Linked DNA regions of Mus musculus: regions 2, 3, 4, 5 and 6 are each linked to region 1. A link is a loop called in an ENCODE intact Hi-C map of the cell type or tissue named here. Cell type or tissue: heart. All regions are shown on one strand. Region 1 overlaps Gm40011. Region 2 has its middle 31 kb from the start of Pck1. Region 3 overlaps Pck1 (phosphoenolpyruvate carboxykinase 1, cytosolic). Region 4 has its middle 16 kb from the start of Ankrd60. Region 5 has its middle 60 kb from the start of 1700021F07Rik. Region 6 has its middle 23 kb from the start of 1700021F07Rik.

Region 1 (5,000 bases):
TGGCTAACATCAAAATAGGGTGACGAGCTGCACCCTTCCCGCCTTACCCTTGACTCAGGAGCAAGAAAGTGGATTAGACACAACAGTTTCTTGTGCTTCTGCACTCTCTTGAGCCCCAGTTGGGGGCAGGTTAGAGGCCTGCCTGGACTCCATCGTGAGCTTAAACCCATGGTCTCAAAATAAAAAGGAGAAAGAGGGCTGGAGGTGTAGCTCAGTGGTAGGGCATTTGCTAACCTCAAGAAGCCAGCAGGGATGCCCTGTGTTGCCACTCTGACCTCCTACTTTGTGCCTCACTGAACCCCGAACCCTCCTGTACAACGTGTTAAAAATTCTTTTTCTTTCCTTCCTGCAATCCTCATATTATTACTATTTCTCCTCCTACTTGTTCTTTTGGGTTTTGGTTGTTTAGTTGGTTGTTTTGGGGGTTTTTGTTTGTTTGTTTTCTTGGTTTTGGTTTTGCTTTGGGGTTTTGTTTTTGTTTTGTTGTTGTTGCTGCTGTTGTTGTGAGACAGGGTTTCTCTGTGTGGCCCTGGCTGTCCTAGAAGTCACTTTGTAGATCAGGCTGGCCTCGAACTCACAGAGATTCACCTGCCCGAGTGCTGGGATTAAAGATGGGCACCACAACAGCCTGGCTTCTCTATTTCTCCTTTAAAATAAAAAATCCAAACTGAGTTGTTCATCTGGAAGCTTCTGTTTCACTGGGGACCTTCTTCTGGCCTGGGTGTCCTCCTGCACTCCAGAGAAGCAGCTCCACGCCGTCTTCTTGAGCGTAAGCGGGGTTGGCGTTGCTTCCCAAGCCTCTGGCCCAATGTAGCTGATGGCCCTGTTCCCCAGGAGACACCAGGAAGGGTTTGCGGTGAGGGTGTGGCATCAGAGAAGCCTGCTGTCAGGGGTGGATGAGAGGTCCCCCATGATTTCTACTTAATGGCCTCCAGAGCCTAAGAGAGCTCACTCTCTGCCGCTTCCCTCTTTGTCACTCTTGTGTTTGAGGCAGCATCTCACGATGTAGCCCTGGCTAGTCCAGCACTCACATTGTAACCTTGGCTGGCCTGGAGTTCACTATGCAGACCAGGCTGACCTCAGATTCACAGCTCCCGTTGCCTCCATCTCCCCAGTGAGAAGAGCAGGACCACCATTCAGGGGATTAAGGCAGCAGGATTGCTCACTGCGCGTCTGAGGCCAGCCTCAGCTACAAAGTGAGTCCCTGTCTCAGAAGAGACGGCTTAGTGGTTAAAAGCACTGGCTGACTTTCCAGAGGTCCTGAGTTCAATTTCCAGCAACCACATGGTGGCTCACAACCATCTGTAAAGGGATCTGATGCCCTCTTCTGGCATGTCTGAAGACAGCTACAGTGTGCTCATATAAATTAAATAAATCATATATATATATTAAAGGAAGCCAGTAGCCCACAGAACCACACTTCATGGCAAGGGGTTCGTCTGTCTTGAACCCAGTTAGCAGAGGACTGGTGAGGACTCTGAACTCTGGGGGTTGCTTCACAGGTGACTCTCCATTAGCTAATGGTTCAGGTTTCCACTTCAGAAGGCTTTTCCGGATTGCGTGTTTACAAGTGGTTTAAACTTTACTGCTGTGAGCGGACCAGGCCTTGGAAATAAAGATAGAAACACACAGAGCACTGACTGAGCAGAGAGCTCTGCTTCCGTTTGTAGAAGTGATATTTAGCATGAAAGTCTTTCAACCATTGCTCATTAACCCCAAAGGACCTTGTGCACACAGCTAGTGACAAAGTTTATCACCAGCAGATTGGGCAGTTCTGTTTTATGGGACACCCTGATACTAAGGTCTGGTTAACTTAAGTTTTTCCTTTTCCTGTTTTGAGATATGGTCTCTGCAGTCCAGGCTAGCCTTGGGATCACTGTATGGCCCAGGGTATTCTCAGACTTGCAGCAATTCTCCTGCCTTAACTCCCCCAAAGTTTGAAATTGCAGGCCTGTGCTATCGTATATAGGTTTTTTTTTCTGGGAATTTTGGGGGGCGGTGGAGAGGGGAACGGTGTCTGAGACAAGGTCTCCTGGTATAACCTCAGATGGAGCCTAGACTATAGCAATCCTCCTGCCTCAGCTTCCTGAGTGCCGTGGTTGCAGGCATGAGCCGCCATGCAAACGTCTCGTCTCTCATATGGAGCTGGTTAGCTGGAGCCCTGACCACCCATCACGATGACCCTCTTCCACATGTCCTAGGCAAGCAAGATGAAGCGTCACATCCGCTCACACACGGGTGAGCGTCCCTTCCAGTGTTGCCAGTGTGCTTACGCCAGCAGGGACTCCTACAAGCTGAAGCGCCACATGAGGACACACTCAGGTGAGGGCCATGCACCCGCTCAGTTGCTTTATCATTTGAAGACCGTGCACGAACGGTCTCCTCTCCACGTACACCCTCAGGCTCCCACTCAGGGCTGGTGAGGGGCCGCCTGTGTCAGGGAATTCCGTAGCTGGGGCCCTGCGATGCTGCTGTCTGGTTGGCTTGCCTTCCTGTTCCTGCCTTTGAGGCTAAAGCTTTAGCCTACAAAAACGCATTGCTTGGGAAAGAAGCCCCAACACAGCATCCCTGGGACTGGCCGGGGCTCACGGGGAAGCCGGGGAAGCCGTACTCCAGAGAGTCAATTGCTTGCTGTTTGTGTGACAGGTGAGAAGCCGTATGAATGTCCCACCTGTCACGTCCGGTTCACCCAGAGCGGGACCATGAAAATCCATATAGCACAGAAGCACGGAGAGAATGTGCCCAAATACGAGTGTCCCCACTGTGCCACCATCATCGCGAGGAAGAGCGACCTGCGTGAGTGTCCCCTCTCACCTGTCCCCTCAGTTTGAAAATCTGCAGAGCCAGCCTTCAGACTCCTGAAGCCATTACCTGGCCTGGGAAACTTTTCTAGAGATGTTTTTACAGAGGTCCTGTAGCACCCTCTGGTGGCTAATCTTAGTAAGTGCGGTTCAGAAGCTGGCCAGCCTAGTCCTGCAGGTCCACAGAAGGTTTGATCTAATCCGCGGGTGTTGTTTTATCTCACGTTGAACTTGCTCTTACAGGTAAGGACACTGAGGCTTGGGAGACATGGAGACTTTTTCTGCTAGGGACAGCGGTCCTGATGATCTGAGTGTCACAAGGCAACTGTGCAACTGCGTCCGAAGTTCAACTCTGTCCCTGTCCCTGTCCCTTCCTCAGCCTGCCCTTTGCACACCCTGCTGGGAGCTGAGGGTAGAGAGGAGAAACTGAGACAGGGTTCTCCCTGAGAAACTTGCTTCAGTAAGAGGCAGCCTTCAGCAAGATACAAAGTCTGCCTTCTCCTGTGGGGGGCCCTTGTGACACAGAACTTTCTGGAAGAGACCTGCAGGAGCGACTCTGTGCTTGGACTTGGGAGCCTGCAGAGGGGGGAGGGCAGCCTCTGGCATAGAAGGAGGGAGATGGTGTGGACAGGGAGTGTGGAGGGCAGGGAGTTACAGAGGGCTGAATTTATTTAGGGCAAGGAGCTATCAAGGGCAGAGAGTTGGCAGAGGGAGCCCTTAGATCTCTGTGACCTCCCTACTCCTCCCTCCTCCCTCCCTTACTTCCTCCTCCCTCCCTTCCCCCTCCCTCTTCCCTCCTTCCCTCTCTTCCTCCCTCCCCCCTCTCTCTCTCCAAAATTATGTTACAAGAGAGACAGTAAAAGTGTCTGCAAAAATAAAAGTCCAACCAGTTGCCTTGGAAAACTCCAGAGATTTTAAAAAATATTCCTGCGGGGGTAAAGGTATTTGCCCAATCTCACCTAGCAGCTGAAATATTCTGTCATGCTTCTGTGGTTCCTGAAGTACCACGAAGCGCTGCCCACTGCGGTCTGCTAGGACCAAAGGATAGCTAGCCAGTAGCCAAGAACAGCCAGTCTGTCACAGGCCAGAGGCAACCTCTGCAGCCCTTGCAGGGGTGCTGTGGAGATCCTGGCTCTCCTAAGAATAAGGTGGTCTGCCATCTCTGAGTCTAATATGGGGTACAGGCTGCTCCTCCGGGATACCGATGTCCTTTGATCAGCATCATACAGTGCCACGTGCGCACCAGGCCTGAGGGTTAGCCGCATAAAGAGCTTCCTATAGGGAACTTAACATTGCTCAGGTCATGGGACGAGGGGGGTTAGACTCCTAGCAGGACAACAGTCATGGTTGTTACAGAAGACCCCCCCCCAGCCCTGCTTCGAACCCCCTACAAGGTGCTACTGTTCTCAACACTCATGGCTGACCTTCTGTAGCTTTGAACAGATCTTAGACTGAGCCCTCTGCTTAGCTCCTTCCTGGCAGTGGTGCTCACGGGGACATTCATGCCACAGGTGTCCATCTGCGTAACCTGCACAGCCAGAGCCCGGAGGAGATGAAGTGCCGATACTGTCCCGCTGGCTTCCATGAGCGCTATGCCCTCATTCAGCACCAGAGGACCCACAAGAACGAGAAGAAGTTCAAGTGCAAGCAGTGCGATTACGCGTGCAAGCAGGTACTGTGTCGCCGTGACTGCTCATGCACGCAGGCGAGCTGTGTGAGGCAGGTGTGTGAGTGGGTGGGAGATCCGGGAAGCAGTCGTCCTTAAGGAAGAGGCCAGGGCTGCAGAGATGCTTCCGCTCTTAAGAGCAGTTGTTGATCCTGCAAACCCACATGGTGGTTTATAACTCCCCATAATGCGCAGTAACTCTAGTTCCAGGGGATCTGACTTCCTTGGGCACCACACACGTGGTACACGCGTGGTACACACGTGGTGCATGTATGTGCAAGCAAGCAAAACGCTCATACGTATTAAAGTAAAATATAAGTAAATGAATTTTTAAAAGAATGGAAGGAAGGGCCCGGCAGTGGTGGCACACGCCTTTAATCCCAGCAGTTGGGAGGCAGAGGCAGGCAGATTTCTGAGTTCTAGGCCAGCCTGGTCTACAAAGTGAGTTCCAGGACAGCCAGGGCTATACAGAGAAACCCTGTCTTGAAAAACAAAAAACAAAACAAACAACAACAACAAAAAAGAATGGAAGG
Region 2 (5,000 bases), 76 kb before region 1:
CTATATCCTTCCCCCAGCCCCAGCCCCAAAGCTGAGATGTCTCAGCTGCTCTCCCGCACCTGAACACACCAAGGGCACCGAGGGACCCTAATTATCCTGCTACACAATCGGTTTCCAGTGCCACTCCTCTGGCCACTCTTGATGGCTTCAGGCGCTGGGCAGGGAAGTGGCCACCTCGCTGGTGTCCTGGCTCTTGCAGATTCACAGCCTTGGGCCGAGCGCCCTCTGCTGGTCACGTACTGTCTGGCCAGAGCACCACACAGTCAGCTTGGCCAGGGAACTTGAGGGTCTCGGGTGGGCCGGGCGGAGGACTCCCGGGGCTGTGCCCGCGTGGCTAAGTTTCTGGAGTTTTACATCACAACCCCTAAACTGTAAACACACTTCAAGCTAGGTTCCTCCTTACACAGGCTCTCTCCAACCGACGCCAACGCTCAACGTTCAAGGACCTGCACCCTTATCAGGGACAACCCCGCAACGTGCTTTGTCTGTGAAGAGCTCCCACCCACCCAAGACCTGCTTGCTCCCTCCTGGAGCCCACAGCTTATCCCGCAGTTGCTGACACCATCCGACTCCTACAGGCACCAGTGCACCCTCCGTGCCTATGTGTGAAGAGCTGTCTATCTCAAGAGCACAGGGATGTTGAACTACTGGCCAGAGGTAACACAGCCTGCAAAGAGCAAGGATTCATGACCCCTGTGGGTAGGAGAAAGCCCCTTGTACTGTGGAAATACCTCCGGGATGCGGGGGAGGGACAAAGATGAAGTTTGGACCCCAACCGAGAGTGGTGATTTGCCTGTGGGGTCCCAGGGCACACATCCAGCCCACAATCCTTCAAGCTATCCGAAAATATGCATGAGTAATATTCCAGGTACACGGAGGACAGATATCGGGACACCTCAGCTTCAGAGGTTAGGCCTTCCTATCTCCTAGTCTCTGTGCCTCAGTCTTCAAATCTGTTAAATGGGGCCATCACCTTCCTCCCTCTGGGGGTTGTTTTTAGGACCAGGTGAGAAAATGTCTAGCCAGGTGACTGGCCATATTCATCCTTCGAATGATCTGCTGTCACCACTCATATCACTAAACTTTACCTAGGACTAGCAGGGAGCCTCCTTCCTCCTCTGCCGTCCCTCTTTACCGTCTCACACCTGGTGTGAGTGGGACGGTCCCTCCAGCAGGACTCAGGAGGCCCTGGTGAGTGCTTGATGTCCTCCAGTCAGTTTGTGCTCTGAGCTGTGACACCCTGAACTACTCCAGTACAACATGTCACACACCACATGTCACACACCAGACCTAGCCACGTCCAGCCATGAGTCACATGGCCAGAGAGAGCCCCGCCCCTCAACCAGAGCTTTCCCAAGTGGGAAGTGACTGACAAGGTCCTTGGACACTCAGCAAACGTGCAACTCAATTTGTTGTTCCCCTCCCCAGGCCTCAGTTTCCCCATCTGGAAAATGGAAAGCATAAATGAACCCCGGGGGTCCTCGGAAGTGGCTGTAAGCAGTTGAGATGCCGTGGTCCCCGTATCAGCAGCTCCTTTACAGTTAGTCTCATTGGATGGGTAGGTCCATCCAATGAGACAATCACTTCCTGTCCCATATCGCCTCGTCCACAAGTGACAAGAGCAGACAGGTGACTGTGAAGTTGCTCCAGTCTCCCAGACAACAACGGGGATGTGGTCTCTGTGCTCTGAAGTCCTCTGAGTGGGAGAACAGGACAGGTGGCCAGGGAGCCTCCACTGAGAAGCACAGCCCATTGGAAGCACAGCAGACGCCACCCTGGGGCTGAGGTGCCCCATGGGTGGATCTGCTCTGTCCTGGCTACTACGTGCCTACCTCCAGCAGGCAGGACCACGAGTTAGGGAGCCCCTGGGGCAAGCTAAGGACAGTGACTGTCCTGAGTTGCCACCTTTGTGGACAGAAGCAGCCCGGTAGTGTGATATCTGTCCCCTGTCCCACTCCCTGTCCTCTTGGTGAGGTCTGTGGTCATCCAGTCTTCCTCAGTGGAGGGAGAACAAGGGGAGAAGATGTCGGGAAGCTCACCTGGCTCCTGGTCACGCCCTGTCTGGTGGCATCTCGAAAGCACTCTCAGCCCACCAGGAGAAATCTCGGCTGACAGAGAGGGAGAAACCCCATCTTGAAGTGCGTGGGAGCCCAGCAGTTTCCTGACTCTGTGGGCTGCGAATCACTTTTTACATTAGAAAGTATCTGGGTGTGTGGAGAAAAGTCTGGAAGGAAATCGGAGAGTGTGGGAAGAAAGGCTGGTACTGGGCATGAAACTCCAGCCCCTGGGTTTCTTAGGGTCCCTTGGCTTTCAGTGTCATCTGAGGATCACCTGTGCTAACTGGGAAGTGTGCGTGAATGTCTTTTGCGCCCTCCTGGGACACTGACACACCTGGACAGAGGTCTGGTCCGGAGCGTCCATGGCTGAGATTTCGGCCACCAGGTGGCACCCTTGATCTATTTTTAAACAGATGATTCAAAATTCGGACTTGGCTAACAGGTGGGCAAAGGGCCGGACTAGCCCAGGAGCCAGGCCAGGAGGGTTCCCAACGTCCCTCTGAGAGCCCTCTGTGGAGCAAGGGCAGTTGCTCTGCTGTGAGATCTGCCTGATGTGAGCCTTGAAGTGAGCTTTGTCTCATGTCCCTGCCCCTGCAGAGGTTACCAGCAGGGGTCTGTCTGTGCCACAAGACCACCATGGGGCTGGCACCCTGCTGTGCTTCCTTTCCTCAAACTCTAGGTCAACTCTACAGCCCAGACCCACCCCACTGTGTGTGTGTGTGTGTGTGTGTGTGTGTGTGTACATGCCACAGTATCTGGAGACCAGAGAACAACTTGGAGTTAGTTTATTCAGGTTGTCCATCTCTCCCAACCCCCCAAGACAGGCTTTCTCTGTGTAGCCCTGGCTGTCCTGGAACTCACTCTGTAGACCAAGCTGCCCTCGAACTCAGAGATCCTAGCTTCCTCTGCCTCCTGAGTGCTGGAATTAAAGGGGTGACCACTCTGCCCTCTGGTTGTCAGGCCTGACAAAGAGGTACCTTTACCTGCTAAGCCATCTCACCAGCCGGAGACCTCACTCTCTCATGATACCCTCTCTGTTTCTGGCTGACCAGACCCCAGTGGCCTGTGCCCTCCTCCTGGCTTCTTTCCACCTTCAGCCCCAGCCACACCCAGGCCCCTCAGCCTCTCCCAAGCTCTCCTGCACAAGGCTCTTTGCAGAAATGTCGCCTGCTCTTTTTCCTCAGTTTCCTCTGGCCCATCTCTCAGGCTCCATGTGCTATGCTGGCTGGTGGGTCCTGAATAACCCTCTTCCCATGCATCCGTCCTGTAAGCATCCATCTATTGGTTTAGCGCGTTCCAATGCCAAGAGCAGCCACCCCGCCGGTGGTCGCTCGGGAGTTACTAAAAGAATGAAGTTCACCGGTGACCCTGCTATCCAGTGGATCCGGAAACCTGGACACCTTGACCCCAGGCCTCTCTCTCTTCCACATGTTCCTCCTGTTCTCCAGGATCCATGCCCTTCCTTCAGAAAGTCCTAGGTGACATCTTGGCTCAACTCGGGCAGTGACCTCTCCTCTGGGTACTCTTCCTTCCTGCCCTCAACCTCCCACCATGAGGCCAGGCCTCCATTGTCCTTCGTCCATTAAGATGTCCTAGCTCTTCCCTGAGTCAGCATGGACCTGCCCATGGGTACCGGCCACATGGTCAGCATGGGGACCTGCCACACGGTCACCCACAGGTCCATTCCGAAGCTGTAGCTTTCCACCTTTGTCAGCATTCTTCTGGGCTAGGCAGGAACCACAGTCCTCAGATTCCAGGACATCAGCATCTGTCCCAGCCCACGCTATAGCCCTGCCCAGCAGGGGGCCTGGGCTCCCCCAACACCACCAGAGTTCCTAATTGCAGGCGCCATCTGACCTACCTGAGCCTGGGGTGAGTTGAGGGACAAAGAAGGGGCTGTTCTGGCCTTGACCTTCATAGGGAGGCCGTTACTTAAGAGTAAGCGAAGGGCCCCTGGTCCACCGTGCACCAGAGCTGCCTGGGAAACCCAAGTCCTCCGCTAGGGCCATGTAAACGTCCTAAGCAAACGTCCTCTCTCTGTGTGTGCCTGGCTTCATGTTGGTGCTGACAAACAGAGAGTTGTGGAACGGTATCATCTGCTGGGCAGGAAGTTAGTGTGCAGAGATTGCTGAGCTGGGTCTGCTGGGTCTGCCCACCTTGGAGCGGGGAAGCATGCAGTAGTGGCTTCGCTGGCCATGCTCTGCTGTGCTTTCTGCTTGCCAGGAGCCCCTTTGAACTCCCCCTCTTGGTTCTTTCGTCTCTATTGGGGTTCCCATCCACCTGGTTTCGGGCCTCAGTAGAAGGACCAGGTGAGACTTTGCTCCTAGCCAGTCCCTTTGTCTCTGTGAGTCTCCAGAGCGAAGTCCATTCCCTTAGCTCGGGGTCTTTGTCTTCTTGGGGAAGCAAGTCCAGTTTTACTCTTGTCCCAGCAGGGATGGGTCTCCCCACTTCCTTCGCATCCCCTGCACCCACTGCGATCCCTGGGGAGGACATTCCAGCCAGGACCCATGGCCATTGTTGTGTCTATTAAGAACACAGCACCCTGCCAACTCAGTCTCTAAACTCACTTTCTCAGTGGCAAGCACCTCACTGGGACCCCAGACTTTGAGCCAGAGCTGGTGTCTACAATGACCCGAGTTCCCTCGGAGTGCTGGCGTTGTGGCCAGTGGCCTTCTCAGAACCACTGGGATAATCGTTAATTTTTCTGGCCCATTCTGGCTCAGGGCAGCCCTGGTAGCTAAAACCAGAGGTCACGGGGGACTGAGATTCCTCCCACCCCTCCAGGTTTTTTACCTGAAATGAAAGGACATGAGGTAGGATGGGGTAGGGTAGGATATGGTGGGATGAGATGGGATGGGGTGGGTGGAGTGGGGACTAGGGAGAGATGGGGTGGGATGGGGTGTCATCCCCTGACTCCCATCCTCCCTGCTGATATTCAAGCTC
Region 3 (5,000 bases), 52 kb before region 1:
TACCAAGGGGCTCACAGCCTTGCTGGACCACGGGACCTGGGGTGCAGGGGAAGAACTCTCAGGGAGGAGTGTGGACTAATGACATTTGCTGCTCCTCTGTGGCAGCCCCCAAGTCCCCACTCCATGCATTTCAGACACCTCTAAGCTTTTGTGCCCATGCTGAGGAGACCCAGATGGCTAAGAGAACGTGACTCGAGGACATGGTTCTGAGATAATTAACCCCACACTGATCCTGCCCAGATGCCCTCCTGTCATGGATACAGGGCTCCTGAAGTGTGCTTGGCCTGCATCCTGAGCCTCTCCTGGAGACCCCTTTCACTCTGCTGAGCTTCCTGTGAGAGCTAGCCAGGAAAACTTCAGGCAAAAGTTCAGGGTGGGAGAGAAGGGCACGGTTCTGAAATACCTCAGCCAACAGGTGCTCCACCTCAAGGCACAGTTTGTCCCCACGTCAGGAACTTTACACCTACGGACAGGCTCAGACTCAGTGTTTCATCAGAGGTGGGGGTAGGGGTCTCTAGACTTGATATAAATACCAGCTTGCAGCTGGGGGCTTCTGTGGAATAGCAGGTTGGGGTGAGGATGACAGGAAGTGTACACACATCATCTGCTAGCAGAACTGGTAACCCTGAGACATGAGGCCAGAGACCAGGACTCGCAGATGGGAGGGGAAATCTGGGGCAGGCGCTGCCTAGGTAGATCACTTCTTCTGTTCTAACATGACCCAGTAGCCTAGCGTGGAAGAAATACATTTTCTTTCACTACTTCTTATGGTGGGGCTTTTCCTGATGGTTCCTAGGCCTTGGCCGTGGTAGTCAGCAACTTGGCCTTCAGGGTCTGAATACTCTTCTTGGGATAGATGTGAATTCTTTTTCTTGGAAAGCAATTTTTACTTTTTTTTTCCCTTCCTTCCTTCCTTCCTTCCTCCCTCCCTCCCTTCCTTCCTTCCTTCCTTCCTTCCTTCCTTCCTTCCTCCCTCCCTCCCTCCCTCCCGCCCTCCCTCCTCTCTCTCTTTCCCTTCTCTTTTTGTGGTACTGTGGATTGAGCCCAGGGCCTCCTGCATGTTAGAGCTACATAAGAGCTACAAACAACAACCCTAGCTCAGTGCCCACCCCAGAAAGGCAGATTTGCTGCACTCGGGCTCAAACCCTTTTGTTCCTGGCTTGGGAAAGGGGGTAACTGTGACCTTCGGGCATAGAAAGAAATGCTGTTCATGGTCCCGATTGCCTTCCTTCCTTCTCGCACCCCTCACCCTGACATCTCTGAGAAGGGAGGATGGGGATGGGGGCCACAATGAACACCAAGTGCCACCCAGAGCCACAGTTGCTCATCTGAGTCAGGGAGGGGAAGGACAGGGCCCCACCGCGATATGGTTCCACTCAGCCACACCGAAGGTCTAAAGTAAAGCAGAAGAAATTACTGTCCTCTTAGACTCCCTTTCTGTGTCACACTCCTTCAGACATCCTCAAGAGAATGCAAATCTACCCATTTTACAGCCAAGGAAGTTGAGGCTCGGAGTTCCATGCAGTCGATCACCGAAGGGCACACTGAGGAAAGAGGCAGTCTCGATTTGTTGACATGCAGCTGTACTCTGTGTCACACACCCCAAGGCCTGTGCTGAGCTGGGCCATCCCGTTCATCCCCATACCTTACCGAGCTAGTACTGCCTGGGGAACATAGGTGAGGTACAGGAAGACCCTGCTGTCACGTGTCAGAGCCTGTCAGCTAGGAAAGAGGGAGGACGGTGGAACCGGAGATCAGCTCTTCCCCACAGGTGAGCCCACCTGGAGCCATTAGTGCAACATCTGCACAGAATAAGCTCCTCTTCCTGGGGTCCAGTATTCCTGGCAGGGACACAGAGCAAGGGAGCCAGCCAGGCCCGAGCTGCTTAGCTCCCCTGAGAAGCCCATGAGTAGTCCAAGGCTCTGGTTCAAGGATCCGATCCTGCTTCACTTAAAGGGGAAGGGAAGGCTCCTGAGTCCCAACCCGGGTGGATGCTCCTGGAGCCCTGTTGCACTGTGGGTCTGGGGAGGGCCCTGGAGCATTGTGGACCCGTGGAGGTGACTCTCGAAGGGAGTGGCCGGAGGTGTCTAAATAACTGTGGGAATGAGCCAGCAGCTGGGGCGTGCTGGAGGAGGGTGGCGGGATCTGAGCCAGCTCTTCCAAAGAACAACACACTCAGGGGGAGCCGACGCACCCTATAATACACTATATAAAGTTTATGGTTTGTTTAGACTCTTCTGGAACAACCAATAAACGCAGGGAGCAGAAGAGATTCAGGAAGGGCTGGAGGTTGACCTTGGGCCTACCCCTGCAATCTCCCTTCCCAGGCAGCCTGTGGCGCAGCCGCTCTGTTGAGCACACACGAAAAGACAATTAACGCTCTTCCTTCTGTCTTTTCCACACTCTCTAGGCCCGTGGAAACGGAGAAAAGTGTTGCTCATAAAAGGGCTTAAAGGCCTGTGCTTGTTCACACTGCACTTTTGGAGATGGCTGAGCCCTGAGGCTCAAACTCTCTTTAAAATTCACCTTAAACCCTCTAGATCCAGCTGTGCAAACGCACAGACCTGTCCCGAAACGCTGCCAAAGAGCGCCAACTAGTGGTAACAATGTTTTATAACATGGGAAGCCGGTGCTCTGCTTTCTCCCCTCCTTCCGGTCCCTCACACATCCCGTCCCTCATACATCTGGCCCCTGACAAGTCCCCTCCTTTCAGCTGTGAATCCCCCAGGCTCCCGGGGGAGCAAGATTAGAGCCCCAGGGTGTTTAATCAGTGTGTTCTCCCTTTCTAATAAAAACCAAAAAGAGGCAATGAAATCTACTTTTTCTATAAAAGTTTATTTTGTAATTTTTTTCCCAAGAAGTGGTCCGGATACCAATTTCAATTATGTAAAGAAAGGTAAGGAAGGGCGGTGTATAAAAATAATTTAAACATACATACTAGCAACAAAGCAACATGACTCTCTAGTTACAGCTACAAATTTGCCCAAGATTTTTCCCCAAAGGTTTTAAATATACTGTGGACAATGGGACAGACAGGCATGTACACACACACACACACACACACACACACACACACACACACACATGCTCACACAGAGACACGTTCACACACATATATACAGCTCAAGTATGTTTTCTGTGCATTTTAGCTAACTGCTACAGCTAACGTGAAGAACTGGATTCCTGAGTGACCTTGAAGTGGAACCAAAACCCCCATTGGTGTCAAATGCAAACTTCAGAGACTATGCGGTGATTTCCCCTCCCAATCTTATTTGCCCCTAGCCTGTTCTCTGTGCTACTCAACTGACTATTAAAAGGTGCTTTTCTGATCTACTCAGCATTGTGCCGCTATCTCAAAGCTGGAGCAGGCTGGCTTTCTCCTAGATCTCAGCGCATGCTGTGAGTGGGAAGGGGTGACTCTCGAGACGCCCCCATTGGGATTTACATCTGGCTGATTCTCTGTTTCAGGGCTCGGAGCTCCCTCTCAATTTCGTAAGGGAGGTCGGTGTTGACCTGGTCCTCCAGATACCTGTCGATCTCCTCCACCTCCTTCTCCCAGAACTCCTTAGAGATCCCAAACAGCTCCTCCACGTTGACGCCCCCCAGGCCTTTCAGGTTCAAGGCGTTTTCCTTAGGGATGTAGCCGATGGGCGTGAGCTTGGCGCTGTCTTCCCCTTCAATCCGCCCGAACATCCACTCCAGCACCCGGGAGTTCTCGCCAAAGCCTGGCCAGAGGAACTTGCCATCTTTGTCCTTCCGGAACCAGTTGACATGGAAGATCTTGGGCAACTTGGCTGCTGGGCGGTGGGCCATGCTCAGCCAGTGGGCCAGGTATTTGCCGAAGTTGTAGCCGAAGAAGGGTCGCATGGCAAAGGGGTCGTGCATGATGATCTTGCCTGCCACAGAGAGACCACCATTTACCTCTGACCCAATCAGGCCAGATTTCTCCCTCCCTGACAGACACCAAGAAGAGGGTTTGGGTTGTAGACTGTGACTCACCCTTGTGTTCTGCAGCAGCTGTGGCCTCAGATCTCATGGCTGCTCCTACAAACACCCCATGCTGCCAGCTGAGGGCTTCATAGACAAGGGGGACACCTTGAGCAGGGAGACAAAGATCATTAAAGACTTAGGACATCTTAGTTCTATGTCACTGTTCAACCATGCTGTATCTTTCCTTCCCTCCTTCCTTCCTTCCTTCCTTCCTTCCTTCCTTCCTTCCTTCCTTCCTTCCTCCTTCCTTCTTCCCTTCCTTCCTTCCTTCCTTCCTTCCTTCCTTCCTTCCTTTCTTGTTTTGTTTTGATGAGAAAGTTTCACTCGGTAGCCCAAGATAGCCTGGAGCTTACTCTGTAGACCAGGCCAACCCTGAACTCAAAGCAATCCCCCTGCCCCAGCCACCCAAGTGCTAGGATTACAGCTGTGAGCCACTCTAGGTCTGACAAGCCGAGTTTTCTGTTGAGTTAACCTTTCACCTAGAGAGACAATGAACAGGAAACCGCTAAGGGCAGTCACAGCAGAGAGATCACTCAGTGGAGCAGAACAACCTGAGCTACCTCAGATCACAGACCCAGAGAAGCCATTGGTGATCAGAAGGCTGGCCCTATGTTTAAAACTGCCCAGTTAGTCTGGATATAGGAGGGAGATCTTTGGAACCAGCTTGGAAAAATATTTCCTGGATTTCTTTGCATCGCCACACCCCAGGTTCCCAGCCTGAATAGAAGATGCCTCACCTTCAGGTCTACGGCCACCAAAGATGATACCCTCAATGGGTACTCCTTCTGGAGATTCCCAGGCAGGGTCAATAATGGGGCACTGGCTGGCAGGGGTGCAGAATCTCGAGTTGGGATGGGCACATGGTTCCGCTGCAAGAGAGAGAACGAGAGAGATACCCCTTAGCATGGCCCAGATAGGTGGCACCCAGAAGCCAGAGCACACAGCCTCTCGAGGGACTCACCGTCCTGCGGTCTCCACTCCTTGTTCTTCCAGGAGGTGATGGTGACTCC
Region 4 (5,000 bases), 450 kb before region 1:
CAGTGCACTTAACCACTGAGCCGCGTCTCCAGGTGCCCCGCTGGGTTTCTTTATGTGGGTTCTGGGGCTCAGACTCAGGTCCTCATGCTTGCACAGCAAGCGTTACTGATGGAACCGACCCTCACCCCCACCCCGCCCCAAGCCGTCCTCCCCATCAGCTGTGCAACCTCAGAACCAATGGCCATCTCCTGAGACCCTCGGCTCCCCTCTACCCATCTCATCAGCAGGTTTTGCCCTTCTGCACAGCCAGTCCTGTTGGCAGAAGAAACAGCCCAGGGGAATTGCCTACCACAGCAACTCCTTGGTGAGCAGGAAGGAGGGCAGTTCTGTGGTCGGCTACACATGCTTTAGAGACTCCCTCTGCCCCTAGATATGTGGCATTAGACCAACCAGGGGCAGCTCTTGGGGTCTCAGCTGCCTCATGTGGCGCGTTCGGGGTAGTAAAACCTGCCCCTGTTGCCACCAGAGAGATGGAATGCCTGGCTCGAAGCAGACACTTGAAAAATGGCAGGCATTATTCGTATTATTATACCACCAACACTTAATTTGCTTAAAATGTTTACTCTCTGAGAATCGATCCCCTCCCGGATTCCAGAGAGGCTCATAAATTCTCAGCAAACCTTATACAATAAGAGTCTCCATCCAGAACTAATAATTCCCAAAGTGGGAGATTAATAATTTCCCGTAAACTTGCTGGTCTGGACATTAAGTGGTGGAAGGCTTTCTCAGCAACTCATAGAGCGCCCCCAGGCCAGAGCCGCTGCAGAGGAACAACAGGCTCTCAGGCAGAGGAAAATTCCAGTCTTCAGGCCCTGCCCCTGCACTGCGCATTGAATACAGAGGCAGCCAGTGGAGGGCACAGAAACCCATTAACATTTGGCAAAACACCGGGGTTTGTGTTCTGCGGAAATGTCAGGGATGCTGCTATATGCGTCACTTGAAAATTCAAGAGTGGAGCTCAATTTGGGGGGCTCGAGGGTGGCATTTCTGCCTGAGTCCTGGAACTTTCTGCAGAGCGGGCACAGGGGACATGTACATTGGCCAGGGGGACACGTGTATAGCCCTCACGACATCCGGAAAGGGGTCTGTCCTCCATCACTCTAGGAGTACACATCTGGCCACGGAACAAGAAAGCCCAGTGTCCCATCTGCCCCAGGAAATCACGTCCTGTGTTCCCACAGCATCATCCTTGACTTGTTTGGTTGCTATATGTTCTAAATTTAAAACGGAAAAAATTAAAAAATACCAATAACATCTGGGGCTCCAGAGTGCATGTGTGTGTGTGCCTGGGAAATGTCACAGGGATGTTTAGAGAATTCCATATCCTTGCAAGGTTATAACTCACCATTTCCTGTCCAAATCCCAGTCTAGACCCAGCTCCCCAGCTTTGTGGAAGTCCCAGAGCATAAGATGTTTATATATGTTGAAACCGCAGGCCTGGATGATAAGGCCTTGAGTATCCCTTGTGCCCAGCACGGGGTATGTTGGGGGGCATAGTTTGCAGCTTTTGAAAGACCATACAGGGTTGGAGGGATGTGATTAAGGGTGTTAGCAGTCCTTATAGAAGGCCAGGATTCATTTTCCAGCTCAAACCTACCTGTAACTTCAGCTCCAGACCCCCTCTTCTGGACTCTGTGGTCACTGCATGCATATTCCGTAGATGTATGCAGACAGTACGTAAACACACACAAAGGCATACATGCATGCACATACACGTTCAGGGACACACGCACACACGTGTTTTTATTTAAAAAATCATTTGAGGGTCTTGGGATGTAGCTTAGTTGACTGTGTAATACCTGTGAGGCCCTAGGTTCAATTCCCAGCCTTCCAAAAACTGGGTGTGGATGTCAGCTGGAATTCGAAGTTCAAGGACATCCTCAGTTACACGGTGAGCTCTAGGTCATCTTGGGCTACATGAGACCCTGGTGGGTTTTTTGTTTGCTTGTTTGTTTTTAAAAAAAGACTTGATCTTGTCTTGTATACTGTAAGTACAAGCCAAGGGACTGCCCGGGATGTGGCCCTAAGGGTTGGAAATATTTACTTGATCCCCAAGTTATAACTGTCAAGAGACACCCTGTGTATGTTTGTCCATGTAGATTTAGGCATAAAGAATGATGTTAAAGAGGCTGAGGCCCTGGGTCCATCCACACTGTATTGGGGATCAAGTTTGATTCCCAGAAACCAAGCAAAAAGCCAGATTGGTGGAGACTGAATCCCTCGGGGTCTGTTGGCCAGCCATTCCAGCCTATTGGAGACTGGACCCCTGGGGGTCTGTGGGCCAGCCATTCCAGCCTACTTGTAGTAGGCTAGTGAGAGCTCCTGCTTCAAGTAACAAGGAGGATGGAGCCTGAGGAGAGGCACTGCTGTGGACATTTGCCCTCCACAGATGTGTGTGTGTGTGTCTGTGTGTACACATGCATACATATACACCTTACACATGTTTGCACACAGAAGGACACACTTGCACATATGAATACACATGCACACACACATATGTGCACACATGCATGTACACTTATACATGCATAGGAGTGCACACAAGCACAAATATACACACAATGCACACAGACACATACCCACACATGCACATGAGCACACACAAATGCATATGCTCACATACACACAAAATAGTCACACAATATACTCATACAATGCACGCACACCCACACACATTCTTGCACACACACACACAAAGAAGAAGAAAGGAAAAAGACCTGTCCCATCATAGCTCTTCAAAGCTGGGGAATTTTGACAATGAGCCCTTCCAAGGTATTTTTGAATGCCGTATACAGTGAATGCACTCAGAGCATTGAGGTAGGGGGCATAAGCATTATGCCACAGCAGGTCAGTCAGGTTTCCTTAGACATGCCTGTGGGGCCGAGCACCATCATGCAGTGTGGACTGAAGGGTGAGCAGACATGTGCCCAGACTCCCCAGACAACTCCACTGAGATGCCTAAGACAGGTGCAGTGACAGGGACCAGACCCCAAAGCTTCCAGAACTTTTAAAAGCCCCCAACTCCTGGATTCTGAAAGGAGCCCCTCCCAGACCAGCTCAGAGCTAGCTTCTGCTAGGCAGTGCTATTGGGAACTGCGACTGCAGGCTGGAGATGGAGCTACCACCAGGTGTCGCCTGGAGACCACAGATGGATTCCAAGCCAGAGACTGGAGGCCAGCCAAATCCCCCTTTCTCCCTGCATTAGAACCTTGTGCCTCAGGTTTCCCCACCCCATTATTACCTACTGTTTTCATCTTTGCGTAGGTGAAAAATAGTTTTTAAAACATGTAAATTTGTATTTTCTTAAGATAGTGTCTCATGTAGCCCAGGGTACTTGACTCCTTCTGGACTCATGTCTTCCAGTTTAATGGCCTTCCAGGGGCTTAGGAATCATGGTCTCAGGGTTAAGGGTAAGAGGTAGCTAGCTTTAAAAGAGAAAAAAAAATGTAAGGGTCTCACTATTATGTTGCTCTGGCTGCCCTGGAATTCAATATGTAGCCGAGGCTGGCTTTGAACTCATAGAGATCTACCTGCTTCTTCCTCCCAATTGCTGGGTTGAAAGGTGTGCGCCACCATGCCTGGCTTGTAAATCCACATTTTGACCTCCAAACAGAGGGGTGCCTAAGACCTTTCAACTGTAACGGGCATTGTAATGCAACAAGAGAGGGGAAGGCACCTCCAGGGCCAAGCCTTGCTCCTCAGCTGAGTGCAAACCATGCGTGTACACGGAAGGGCTGGCTGTGATCTAAGACACGCACGCGCAGAACCACATGCAAAGATTTCAGAACAGCATCCAGCTCGGCACCATGAAGTTCTGGCTGGGGTTCTGAGATGGCCCGTAGAGTGTGTTCCCACCTGCAGGCAGAGTCCTTCTTGGAAAAGAACCGAAAAGAAGGTCCACCTGGAGGCCAAGAGCGTCAGCTGCCAGCAGGTTAGACAAGTGCCCTGTGTGGCGGTGGGGTCAAGGAGGTATCTGATTCTCTGCTTGCCATCCAGCAACGAGAGAGGCGTGTTTTACCTCAGTGTTCCTGCGCTGGGGCCCACTGGGGCTCCGTCACCACCTTCCTTACCTCACAGCCATCTCTTCCAGGGACAAAGCCAGCCAGATGGCTTCTTTAGATCATCCTGGCCCTCGCCAGACCCCTGCTCCACCCTTCATATAGCCTTCTCTGTGTGTGCTCATGCTTGAGTGTGCACGTGCAGGTGTGTGTGGTGGCCATGCTGGACATGAGTTATCTTTTTCTCGCCTTTGGGCTGCTGAGGTGGCTCAGCAGATAAAGGAGCTTGCTGCCAAGCATGATGACCTGAGTTTGATCCCTGGGACGCACGCGACGCATAGGGAAAATTGACTTCCTCAACTTGTCCTCTGACCAGCTCCATCTGTGTGCACCCGCACCTGCCCCCTATACGCATAATGTAACACAACATTGTTAAGAGAATCTCTAAGCGAAGGAAGCCTAAGCTTGCTGATTCAGCTACACTGGCTGGCCAGCAAGGGCTCCTCCTGTCTCTATCGCTCCAGAGCAGGGTTTACAGGAGTGTCCCACATACCACTTACATGGGCACATGGATCTGAACCCTGACCCAGATGGGAAGTCACCATGATTCACTCCCATCCTCCGTAGGCTTGGGGAGGATATATGTGAGCCAGAGGAGAGACGAGCCGATGCAAGGCACCAAAGTGTGGTATCAAGGAGGGTTCAGGTCAAAGGACAGATGGCAGCAGGTATTGGCAGGCAGGTGGGGGAGTCTGGCCAGGCTCTGCTGGAATGAGCCATGAGATTCTTTGGAAAAGAGCTTGGGACATCTTCGGATGTCGGACACAGAAATACTGTGAGACCCTTCAAGCCCACTCCATGGTACATACCAGAGAGAACTTGAGCTATAATTCCACACAGAAAGGCACATACGGTCATGTTTGTAGCACCTTTGCCTACATGATCAGAAAATCTAGCCACCCAATTTGAGGTGTTCATACAGGGGAATATTAGTTACCCACA
Region 5 (5,000 bases), 350 kb before region 1:
GCAGGGAGACATGGCCCTGCTTCTTGAGGTCACATGTTGGTGAAAACAAACTTGTCACTCACTGAAGGCCACACAGGGTGACAGCTGCTCTGAGGGAGGTCTGTGTGAGGTCCCATGGGAACACAGATCAACACCTGCCCCCTGCTATTTCCTGCCTGGCTGGCAGGTTCTGTTCCAAGTGGCACTGGGTACATACCGTCTCCGGTGAACATTTGATTCATTCCAACAAACCCCTTTCATCTGAATGCTGCTTGATGAAAATTCATCAATTAAGTTATTCAGAGATTCAGACAGAACGCTCCACAGCCAGCACTTGGCAACAGGCTGGGGTGTCCTCTGCCACCTGCTTGGGTGAGAGCCTGTCCTGTCTTCTTCCTGGTGGGTCCTACTCATAACTGGATGAGCACTTCTTGGGAGCACTGCACTTCTTGGGAGCACTGTTCTTCTTAGGACCATGTTCCTCTGCACCATGCTCAGAAGCACCCCTCTATGTGACCTGGGACGGTATACCCCTCTGTGATATGGGGAAGCACCCCCCCCCATGTCTTATGGGGAGCACCTGCCATGTGGTCAGGGGAGCAGCCCTCCATGCTGTATAAGCTGGCTTTGGATAAAGGGGTTCTTTCCTTGTGTTTTCTCAGAGTAGGAGGGAATGGGAACAGAGCCACCCGAGTCCAAGTGGCCAAAGCAGGTGTTGTCAGCAAGGAAATCAGTATAAATGACTACCCAAGGCACTTATGCCATTTCTGGTTATTTACACAGGAGACAATAAAAATAGCCAATGGGCCACAGAGATCTCTACATGTCTGCCATGGTTGTGACATGATTCACAAGAACCTAGGTAGGGAATCAGTCTAGATGCCTGTCTATAATGGGCAGTTAAACAAATGTCAGACATGCACACAACGCTGTCCATTGGGCAAAGCTTGGGAACTAGGCTGTTGTGTCCAGAGGGCTGTGCTGGCCAGTGGACACTGAGGTAACATTACTAAGTAAGTCACCCTTGTCTTTTCCCCTTTAAACAGGTGGTGCATGTTCCATCTTGGATGTCATATTAGAAGGTTTGGCACTATTAGAAGGCTTGGCCCTGTTGGAGTAGGTATGGCTGTGTTGGAGTAGGTGTGTCACTGTGAGTGTGGGCTTTAAGACCCTCTTCCTAGCTGCCTGGAAGCCAGTATTCTGCTAGCAGACTTCAGATAAACATGTAGAACCCTCAGCTCCCCCTGCACCATGCCGTCTAGATGCTGCCATGTTCCCACCTTGATGATAATGGACTGAACCTCTGAACCTGTACGCCAACCCCAATTAAATGTTATCCTCATAAGAGTTGCCTTGGTTATGGTGTCTGTTCATAGCAATGAAACCCGAATGTCTTAGTTAGGGTTTTACTACTATGAACAGACACCATGACCAATGCAACTTTTATAAAGGACAACATTTGCTTGGGGCTGGCTTACAGGCTCAGAGGTTCAGTCCAGTATTATCATGGCAGGAACATGGTGGCATCCAGGCAGGCATGGTGCTGGAGAAGGAGCTGAGAGTTCTGCAGCCAGGAGAAGACTGTGCCCTACACTGGGTGGAGCTTGAACATTTAAAACTTCAAAACCCTACCTTCACAGTACACTTCCTCTAACAAGACCACACCTCCTAGTAGTGCCACTCCCTATGAGCCAAACATTCAACCTTGAGTGAGTCTATGGGCGGTCAAACCTATTCAAGCTACCCCAATCACTCAATACTTGGCTTGTCTAGGTGCCTTCTGGGAATTGAAGTCAGGTGCTTATGATTACTGTCCACTTTACTGACACAGCCATCTTCCCCGATCTCCCATCCCCAACCCCACCCCCCATCTCCCATCCACCATCCCATTTTTGCGCATTTAGAAGCCTTCTAGAGACCCGCGTACTGCCCCTCCCGGAGAAGGGAGCGCTGCCGGCTATCACCTACAATCCATACCTGTCCGGTTTGCCTACCTAAAGCATCCTGGATTGTCCTTGGGGTCCCTATGTTTGGGGTAGCAGAAGACTCTCTGATATGTCCTGGGAGGGCTTCATTCCTAACTCACCCCAACGGTCTTGGTGATGAATGTGGAGTCTGTGGCAGGTCCAGGCCACGGAGGCCTTAGAGCCTGGCTTTCTTTTGGTTAATGCCGGAACAGTCTCAGCCACCTCGTTCCCCACATCTGAAATCTCAGCTGCTTTTCCCTCACAGCTTTGAAGACTGAACTCTACCATGTCTGATGTGCCTAGCTATTTACTGTCTGTGCCAAACCAGCTTTGGAAACTGGCATAGTGATAGCAGAAACAGGTTCCACAATTCTCACACATGCACATCACCTGCTTTGTTCGTTCACATTGACCTCGGATCACCTTGTCTTGCTACTCACTACTTCCTGCTGCTCCTCACTACTTCCTGGTGCTCCCCACTACTTCCTGGTGCTCCTTGCTACTTCCCGCTTCTCCCTGCTACTTCCTGTTGCTCCCCTTCCTCCCCCCAATGGCTGACCCTCTGTTCTACTGTATTTTCAGTCTAGATTTCACACTTGCTGTCTTGGTGTTTCTGAGACTATCATCTCATTTCATGCAACTCAACAACCTTCAGTTTTATTCTGCATAGTTTCATTTTTCATGATAGCTGAATTACAATCCTCAAGGACATGTTACATCTCTTTTATCCACTCTCTTGTTGGTGGGCATCCAGGCCACTTCTCTCTGTACCTTGATTAAAATGACAAGAACCACAGGAAAGATGGCTGTGTGGGCATCTCCGTGGACTGTTGACTGGGAGACCTTTAGGTATATGATCAAATAGTACAGCTGGATTATATGGTGTTTAGCTTTTGTTTGTTTGTTTTGTTTTTTTGAGACAGGAGTTCTTTGTATGGCCCTGACTGTCCTGGAACTCACTCTGTAGACCGAGCTGGCCTCAGACTCACAGAGATCCACCTGTCTCTGCCTCTTGAATCCTGGGATTAAAGGCGAGCCACCATCAATTGGCTTATTTAGTTTTTGATAAAGTTGTAAGCTGGTTTCACATTAGCTGCACTAGCTTAGATTCCCATCAACAGTGTGGAAGGACTTTGTTCTAGTGTTTGCTTGTTTTACTTTTTTGTTTTCGTTGTTGTCTTCTGATAAATACCGGTACCAAAAACAGCTTCAGGGAGAAAGGTTTATTGACTCACCATTCCAGGTTTCTGTTCATTGCTGAGGTAAAGTCAAGGCAGGAACTCAAGCTAGTTCCCTCACATCCACAGTTCAGAGCAGAGAGAAACAAATGGACAGATCCTTTCTTGCTTGCTTGCTGTGCCTTACCAAGTTTTCTCCACTCATACAGTTCAGGGTATCCTGCATAGAGAATAGTGCCGCCCATAGTAGGCTGGGTATTCCCACATTAACAATCAAGAGAATCCCCACAGACACATCCACAGTTCAGCCTGATCTACAGCTACTCATTTGAGACTCTGTCCTACGGGAATCTAGCGTTTGTTGAGTTATTAGTTAAAGCTAATCCGTGCTGGCTCTTTACTGCCTACATCCTCATGGGCATTTCCTGTTAGTTTTCTTGATGGTAGCCTTTCTCACTAGAATGGGATGGAATTTCAGTATAGTTCTAATTCCTCTTTCCTTGATGGCTTAGATATACTTGTCATATGCTCATTGACAATGTACACTTCTTTGTTTTTGAGACAGAGTTTCTCTACATAGCTCTGGCTGTCCTAGAACTTGATGTATAGATCAAGCTGGCCTTGAACTCACACAATGATCCACTAAACTCTGCCTACTGAGATCTGGGATTAAAAGTGTGTGCCACCACAACTGGCTCTGCACTGCCTCTCCTCCTCAGCTTGCTCTTCCTTCTCCTTCTCTTCCTCCTCCTCCTTCTTTGAGAAATATTATGTTCAATTAATTGGCTCATTTGTTTATTAGATGATCCAAGTTATTTTGGGGGGTTGTTTAATGCTTTGAGTTTCTTGTATATTCTGGATGCTAATTATCTGTCAGATGTGTAGCTGGCAAAGACTTTGTGCTACCCACTAAGATGGCCTTTCACTCTGGTAATATTCTGGATGCTAATTATCTATCAGATGTAAGGCTGGCAAAGACTTTGTGCTACCCACTAAGATGGCTCTTCACTCTGGTAATTATTTCCTTTGCTGTGCAAAATCTTTTAATTTGATGCAATTAAACTAAACTTTGTTAGCTAATGTTTGCTGTTGGGGTCTTTTAAGGACAGCCCTTGCCTTCCCTGCATTGTGAGGTGTTTTCCTCATGTTTTAGGGTTCCAGGTCTCCCCTTTGCAGACACACCAGGTTCCCAGCATTTTGAACAGGCTGCTTTCTCTCCAGTGCATATTTTGACAGCTCCACTGAAAACCAGGAGACTGTATCTGAATGGCTTCCTTCCTGGGTCTTCTAGTCTACTTACCTAGCCTATGCTTTGTTGGGCTGTAATTTTTGTTACTATGGCTTTGTAGTATAATTTGAAATCAGGCACTGAGGTACCCACGGCCTTGCCCTTTCTATTTAGGATCCTTTTCGCTGTTTGGATGTCTCGTGCTTCCATGTGAATTTTAGGATTTTTGTTTTCTGTTTCTGTCAAGAACAGCACTGGCATTTCTGTGAGGGTTGCGTGAACAGGTGACATCTTTCCACTCTGTAGGATGTTCCTCCATTTGTTTCTTCAGTGACGGAAAGTTTTTGTTGCAGAGGAATTTCATTAGGTGTTTTATTTCTATTAGACTTCTGTGAGTGATATTTTTAAAATCTTGTTTCATTCTTGGTCAGTTGGTATACAGAGAAGTTACTGGCTTTTTGTATCTTGATTTTGTACCCTGCTACTTTGTTGAAAGAATGCATGAGAGCTGAATGGTTTCTGATGGAGTCCTTGAGGCCTGTTAGGTACAAGGTTGTGACGTCTGTGGGTCCAGGCGATTTTACTTTTTGTTTTGTTTTGTTTTCTTTCTATTCGTGTTCCTTTTATTTCTTTATCTTGCCTTATTGC
Region 6 (5,000 bases), 440 kb before region 1:
TTGAGCAGGTTTGGTCCCCATAGATTCATGTATTTCAGTGCTTGGCATCATTAGGAGGTGTGGCCTTATTGGAGTAGGGGTAGCCTTGTTGGAGGAAGTGCATCACTGTGTAGGTGAGCTTTGAGGTCTCCTGTGCTCAAGCTCTGCCAAATGTGGAAGAAGGCTTCCTCCTGGCTGCTTGAGGAAGACAGTCCTCTTCTGCTGCCTTCAGGTCAGGATGTAGAAGCCTCAGCTCCTCCAGCGTGATGTCTGCCTGCACAGTGCCATGCTTCCCGCCATGATGATAATAGACTGAACCTCTGAACCTGCAAACCAGCCGCAATGAGATGTTTGCCTTTATAAGAGTTACCTGGGTAAAACCCTAACTAAGACACCTGCTTCAGGCTTGTGCCCCCAGGCCATGAGAGTCAAGTGTTGCTGCCTTAAGCCTCAATTTGTAATGCTTGTCACATAACTGTGGGGCACCCACCCCTTCCAGGCATGTGGCAACCAGGCATGTGGCAGTTGCTTGGAGCCACCTCAGGGGCCTCCACGTACCTTACTGACTTTGGAAGTCACTGTATTGGGTCTCTATGATGTTGTAACTATGTCATCGGCTCAGAGACTTAGATAGGATATATGACCTCATAGCTTTAGAGGAGGGCACCTGGCAGCTCCACCAGAATCGGTCGTGGCAACCCTGTGCTCTTTTCTAGAGGCTCCGGAGGACATCCTCTGTTGTACAAGACTCCTCTGACCCAAACAACGGCCATCTTGGAGAGTTTGCTTGCCAAAGGTCACCTCAGCTGGGCCTGTTGGATGACTACGCCATCCTCCCATAGCGGGACAGGGAGACCAGAGTCTGCAGCCACTTGCTCCACACCACCTACAGTATCCAACTTTGTCCTAACCGCATGAGGCATTGGGGAGGGCACAGAACGTACAGGCCAAGTAGAATAGGAGAGCGACTCCATGTGTGTAGTTATGGGACAGTTGTCATCCCTGCTGGGTGGAGATTTTCTAGTGCAGCCTTTTACTGGGGGGATCTTCCACACTTTTGTAGGTAACTCTTCATTCTATGCTCTGAGAAAGTCCAATAAACTTATCAGCCCCCCCCCCCCAGAGTGAATTTTAGTGGAATGGTGTCTCCATTTATCACTGGGGCCTTAGGAAGGAGGAATTGCTTATGTGTCCCCTTGGGAAGGAACTTAGCAACGGCCCATTCCCTGGTTGTTCCATTTTCTAGAGGCTGCTGAGGGTGGGGAAGAGGGCTTTGTCTCCTGGCCAGGAGCATGAGGAATTTAGATGCCTGAGCCTATGGGAGTCCACAGGGTAATGGGGAGAGGAGGGGAGAGATGGGCCAGGGCAGAGCCAAAGCTATTACAAAGAAGAAGACATCATGCCTTGGGCTCAAAATATAAGGACATGCTGAACTAAAATAAACTAATAACCAACAACCCAAACCACACCTGTAATCAAGATAAATGACATTTTAATGCAATTTTAAAAAAATCAAAATTAATGCCAAAAAATCTATGCAAACAAAATACCAGGGCTTTAAATAAAGACAGATGAATTACAGTGTTATGCTCAACAATATTGGAGCTAGAGGCAACAGAATAAAATCAGTGAGAGGATCCCTTATTTACTGAAGACTTCAATATTTTATACAACATGAGACGTTTGTATTGACTTTAGGTTTTAAAAGAAGTTATTTGTAGAGTGCTGATTTTTAGTGCATCTGCTTTAATTTTCTACCCATTTTTATCCCATGTTTGGAGGTAGATGGCAAACCAGGTGACAGTTTTCCCAGAAGGGTGGCGCAAGCATTCCAGGGTCAGTGCTCTTCCTGTGAGTGAGGGCTCAGCACCTGCTGAGCAAACAGGCTGAGGCTCTCCGCAGCGGGCCTCTGGCTCGTGCATTGTTGCAAGGGTCCAGCAGGGGGCAGCATGGCACCTCAAGTCCCGCCTGGGCCAGGGGCATTTCGTTTCTACAAAGGTGCCCAGACAAGAGAGGGAGGCAGAAGGCTGCTGGAAACCCCTGCTCTGGGGTGGTGGTGGGGTGGGGTGAGGCGCTGAGGGGGTGGGGGACTCCAAGTTATGGCCATGGTGAACTGCGTGGTTTTATTGCATTTGAATTGAAAACAAACAATGAATACTGTGCAAGATTGAATGTGAATGTCACACCCGTCTCACCACAGTCATTCTGGCCTGGACAGACTCTTCCTTGTGAATGCAGGTTGGGGTGGGCTGGTCTCTGCCACACCCTGCAAGGTGTGCCCTGCTTCTCTGCTCCACCTTGTCTGTCAGTAGGGATGAGCTGCCCCGGAAGGCCGAGAGCATGAGTACCATATTTTGGCCAAGCCTTGACACAGCGTTCCCGCCACATAGCAAGCGGGTGGCAGGTGGCGGGTGACATCACCCCTGGATGCCCCCTGCCCCTTCTGGGGTCATGATGGAGCACAGTGCTGTGGTCTTGGCCAGCCTCAGACTCCTGGGTCTTCCTCGATAACACATTTCCCCACTGAGTGACATCTTTGCCTCCCACGGGACATGCAGGGAAGGCACCCAGCTGTCACAGTGTTTGTGGGGTGCCAACTATGGGCCAGGAGCTGTGGAAAGGTTTTGGGGGTTCACCTCTCCAGGGTCCTGTCTAACTGCAAGCCAGTGGGGACGCAGGGCTGCTGGACGCAGGGCTGCTGGGCTGGGAGCCCAGAGTGAGCGATAGGGGAGCAGGGACAGGGGTGCGAGTGATAAACAAGACTGAATTCCTCTCAGGTGATCATTTAAAGTAGACTGGATATAGCGTGGGTGATGAGTGTTTGGGGAGTCAGGGCATCTTGTCCTGAAAGAGCGGCTCCCACTTCGGCATCCCGATGCCGGGGAAGGACTTGATTTTCATTCTTTATTTTGTGCCGTTGACATTTTATTCATTTTCTGTTTTCAAAAGCCAAGAGCACATCCTTCGATAATTTGAAAGGAAAATCACAAAAAGGTAAGATGTTCAGGCAGAAACCCATTTAGACATAAATGAACCCCAAATCAGTGATTCTCAGCAGGAGGCTACAAGAAGGTTCTGTGAAGACCTGCAGTTGACTGAGCTTGGCATCTGGGGTCTGCCCCATCCATACTGAAGGAACTGGGTGAGCCCAAAGCATTTGTTGCAGGGACTGACCACAAGCCGGGAGTCCTGCTTACTTTACTAGATCCTTGCAGTCAGAGAGAGAGACAGGGAGAGAGAGAGAGAGAGAGAGAGGGAGAGAGAGAGAGAGAGAGACAGACAGACAGACAGACAGACAGACACAGAGAGAGACTCATTGTTATTTGCATTTTCTCAGAAAAATTGAGACCCTGAGATAAACCATCCAAGGTCATAGAGCACAAAAGACTCTAGATTCAGAATTCATCCAGAGCCAACTCTTGACACCCTTCAGGATTCTGTCCCTTACGGTTCCTTGTTACTCTCACCGGTTTCTAGCTGAGGACAGTCATTACTGACAAACCAGGACCTTTGAGCACAGTGTCCTTCAAGGCATGAGGGATGAGAGCCAGGCTGCTAGATTTGTCTCTCTTTCCTCTGCCATCTCTGATGGGGAAACTGGGGCTCAGAGAGGCCAAGCCACCATCTCTCTCCTACAGTTAGTGTGGTTGGCTCCTGCCATGTTCCACATGGGTAGGTGGGCCTGACCCAGGCTTTGAGGTACTGGAGTGCTGTGGGAGCCATGGGGAGCTGTGGGCACCTTGGTGACCATACTACCCCAGCTCTTCTCTTCCTGAGGGGTCCTCTACCCTCCAACCTCCCCAGTTCCCCTCTGCTCCTCATTGTCTCCATCCCCTGAGATCCCCCATACACTCTCAGCTCAACAGTGACCTCAGCAGGGGTCCCGAGAGGCTCTTTTCCAGAGCACAGCCCCTTCTCTTGCAGCTTCGGGTCCATGGCTGCTGGAGTCTTGTCTTCACAAGGCCAGCAGCTTTGTGGCTAGCTTTCATCTTGCTCTGGGACAGTGGCAAGAGTACTAGGAGGAGTGATTGGATGGGTGGGCACAGGCCTGGCTTCCCTTACACAGGCGTCCTTCCTGGGGGTGGGATGACCTGAGCTCTCAGTTGTGGACTGAGGATCTGTCAGTCGGCTGAAGGACTGGAACTCATGGACAGGGCCCCGCCTCTTGTAGCACAGGGAGATACGTTGGGGGTCTTTGAGCTGACTGTCCCATCTGTGTCCAGGGCCTTTCCCTTCCTGGCAGACTGGAGGTCTAGTCCTCCTCCTTCCTTGCAGGTGGAGATGGCCCTAGCCCCATCACAGTAGAGGCCAGCGCTTAGCAGGCCAAGGTGGTGAGCTTGTGAGTGTGGTTCTGAGATCTCCCTTGCAGGCTGAGGGTGCGTGGGGGAACTTGGGAGAGGCCGAGTTTTCTGTGCTTTCTTCAAGAGCCTCCCTCTGCAGGACATGGGGACAGCATGTGGTTGTTGAGTTTTGGCTTCAGGTTCAGGGCAGACATGGGCCTCACAGCTTTGAAGCAAGTCTGTGTATGTGAGCCAGGCCCTGCGTGCGTGATGGGACTGCCTCTTATTGGTGAACAGAAGAATAGGGAATGCTGGCAGCCAGGCAGGTAACAAGCCCGGCAGGTGGGCTTCCTCTCTGGTACCTTTCTCCCTTTGTGCAGTTCTACAAGGCAGACTGAGGGAGGAGGGACACAATGTGGAGGACATGGAGAGGGGGAACGGGGACAGTGACAGTGACGGCTGGCTTTTCTGTGGGTGTCTGGCTGGTGACCTTTCGGAGAAGTAGATTCAGAAGTGACTGCTATTTGTCGAGGTGCAGTTCAGAGACATCAGATGGAGTTGCTACCTCTGTGAAAAATGTCAGGCCCCTGCTGTCCCTGACTGTGGAAAGTGGATGCAGCAGGATCCAAGCTGAGATCTGACACCCCCTGAGGAAGTGTGTCCTCAGAAAACGCTCGCATGTCTACTCACTTGTGGAGATGATAACCAGTGGCCTGTGTGAGTGTGTGTATGTGTGTGTGT

Evidence for each region. Hi-C counts contacts between places; a loop is a spot of excess contacts. Peaks named below come from ENCODE experiments on the same cell type or tissue, not always from the same donor. Only the 100,000 strongest peaks of a DNase experiment are listed, where the experiment ranks them.
Region 2: a loop joins it to region 1, with 6 times the contacts of the local background. A loop is called at or near these places in 37 of 42 quality-filtered maps.
Region 3: a loop joins it to region 1, with 3 times the contacts of the local background. A loop is called at or near these places in 4 of 42 quality-filtered maps.
Region 4: a loop joins it to region 1, with 8 times the contacts of the local background. A loop is called at or near these places in 32 of 42 quality-filtered maps.
Region 5: it touches region 1 in a loop (2.8-fold over the local background); 6 of 42 quality-filtered maps call a loop at or near these places.
Region 6: a loop joins it to region 1, with 8 times the contacts of the local background. A loop is called at or near these places in 17 of 42 quality-filtered maps.

The regions. Positions count from the first base shown.
Region 1 is chr2:173,105,505-173,110,504 of GRCm38, reverse strand. All of the region lies in intron 4 of Gm40011, which reads right to left. It overlaps Ctcfl (CCCTC-binding factor (zinc finger protein)-like), which reads left to right. Exons shown (of 11, transcript NM_001355185.1): 6 at 2,202-2,322; 7 at 2,647-2,796; 8 at 4,313-4,473. Among named protein-coding and RNA genes, the nearest start is that of Ctcfl, 12 kb to the left of the region's middle. In heart, a CTCF peak has its summit at 2,937 (motif pointing left); DNase peaks (open chromatin) are centred at 864, 2,924 and 3,389; H3K27ac peaks cover 523 bases; H3K27me3 peaks cover 277 bases.
Region 2 is chr2:173,181,750-173,186,749 of GRCm38, reverse strand. No RefSeq gene overlaps it. Among named protein-coding and RNA genes, the nearest start is that of Pck1, 31 kb to the right of the region's middle. In heart, a CTCF peak has its summit at 2,429 (motif pointing right); DNase peaks (open chromatin) are centred at 219 and 2,569; H3K27me3 peaks cover 1,963 bases.
Region 3 is chr2:173,157,088-173,162,087 of GRCm38, reverse strand. Pck1 (phosphoenolpyruvate carboxykinase 1, cytosolic) reads right to left here. Exons shown (of 10, transcript NM_011044.3): 7 at 4,952-5,000; 8 at 4,728-4,859; 9 at 4,000-4,095; 10 at 2,814-3,896. The coding sequence ends at 3,442. Among named protein-coding and RNA genes, the nearest start is that of Pck1, 6.5 kb to the right of the region's middle. In heart, a CTCF peak has its summit at 2,593 (motif pointing left); a DNase peak (open chromatin) is centred at 2,635; H3K27ac peaks cover 811 bases.
Region 4 is chr2:173,560,153-173,565,152 of GRCm38, reverse strand. No RefSeq gene overlaps it. Among named protein-coding and RNA genes, the nearest start is that of Ankrd60, 16 kb to the left of the region's middle. In heart, CTCF peaks have their summits at 1,634 and 3,115 (motif pointing right); no DNase peak of the experiment used is centred here; H3K27ac peaks cover 196 bases; H3K27me3 peaks cover 667 bases.
Region 5 is chr2:173,460,360-173,465,359 of GRCm38, reverse strand. No RefSeq gene overlaps it. Among named protein-coding and RNA genes, the nearest start is that of 1700021F07Rik, 60 kb to the left of the region's middle. In heart, no CTCF peak of the experiment used is centred here; no DNase peak of the experiment used is centred here.
Region 6 is chr2:173,543,430-173,548,429 of GRCm38, reverse strand. No RefSeq gene overlaps it. Among named protein-coding and RNA genes, the nearest start is that of 1700021F07Rik, 23 kb to the right of the region's middle. In heart, a CTCF peak has its summit at 1,896 (motif pointing right); a DNase peak (open chromatin) is centred at 1,919; H3K27me3 peaks cover 2,961 bases.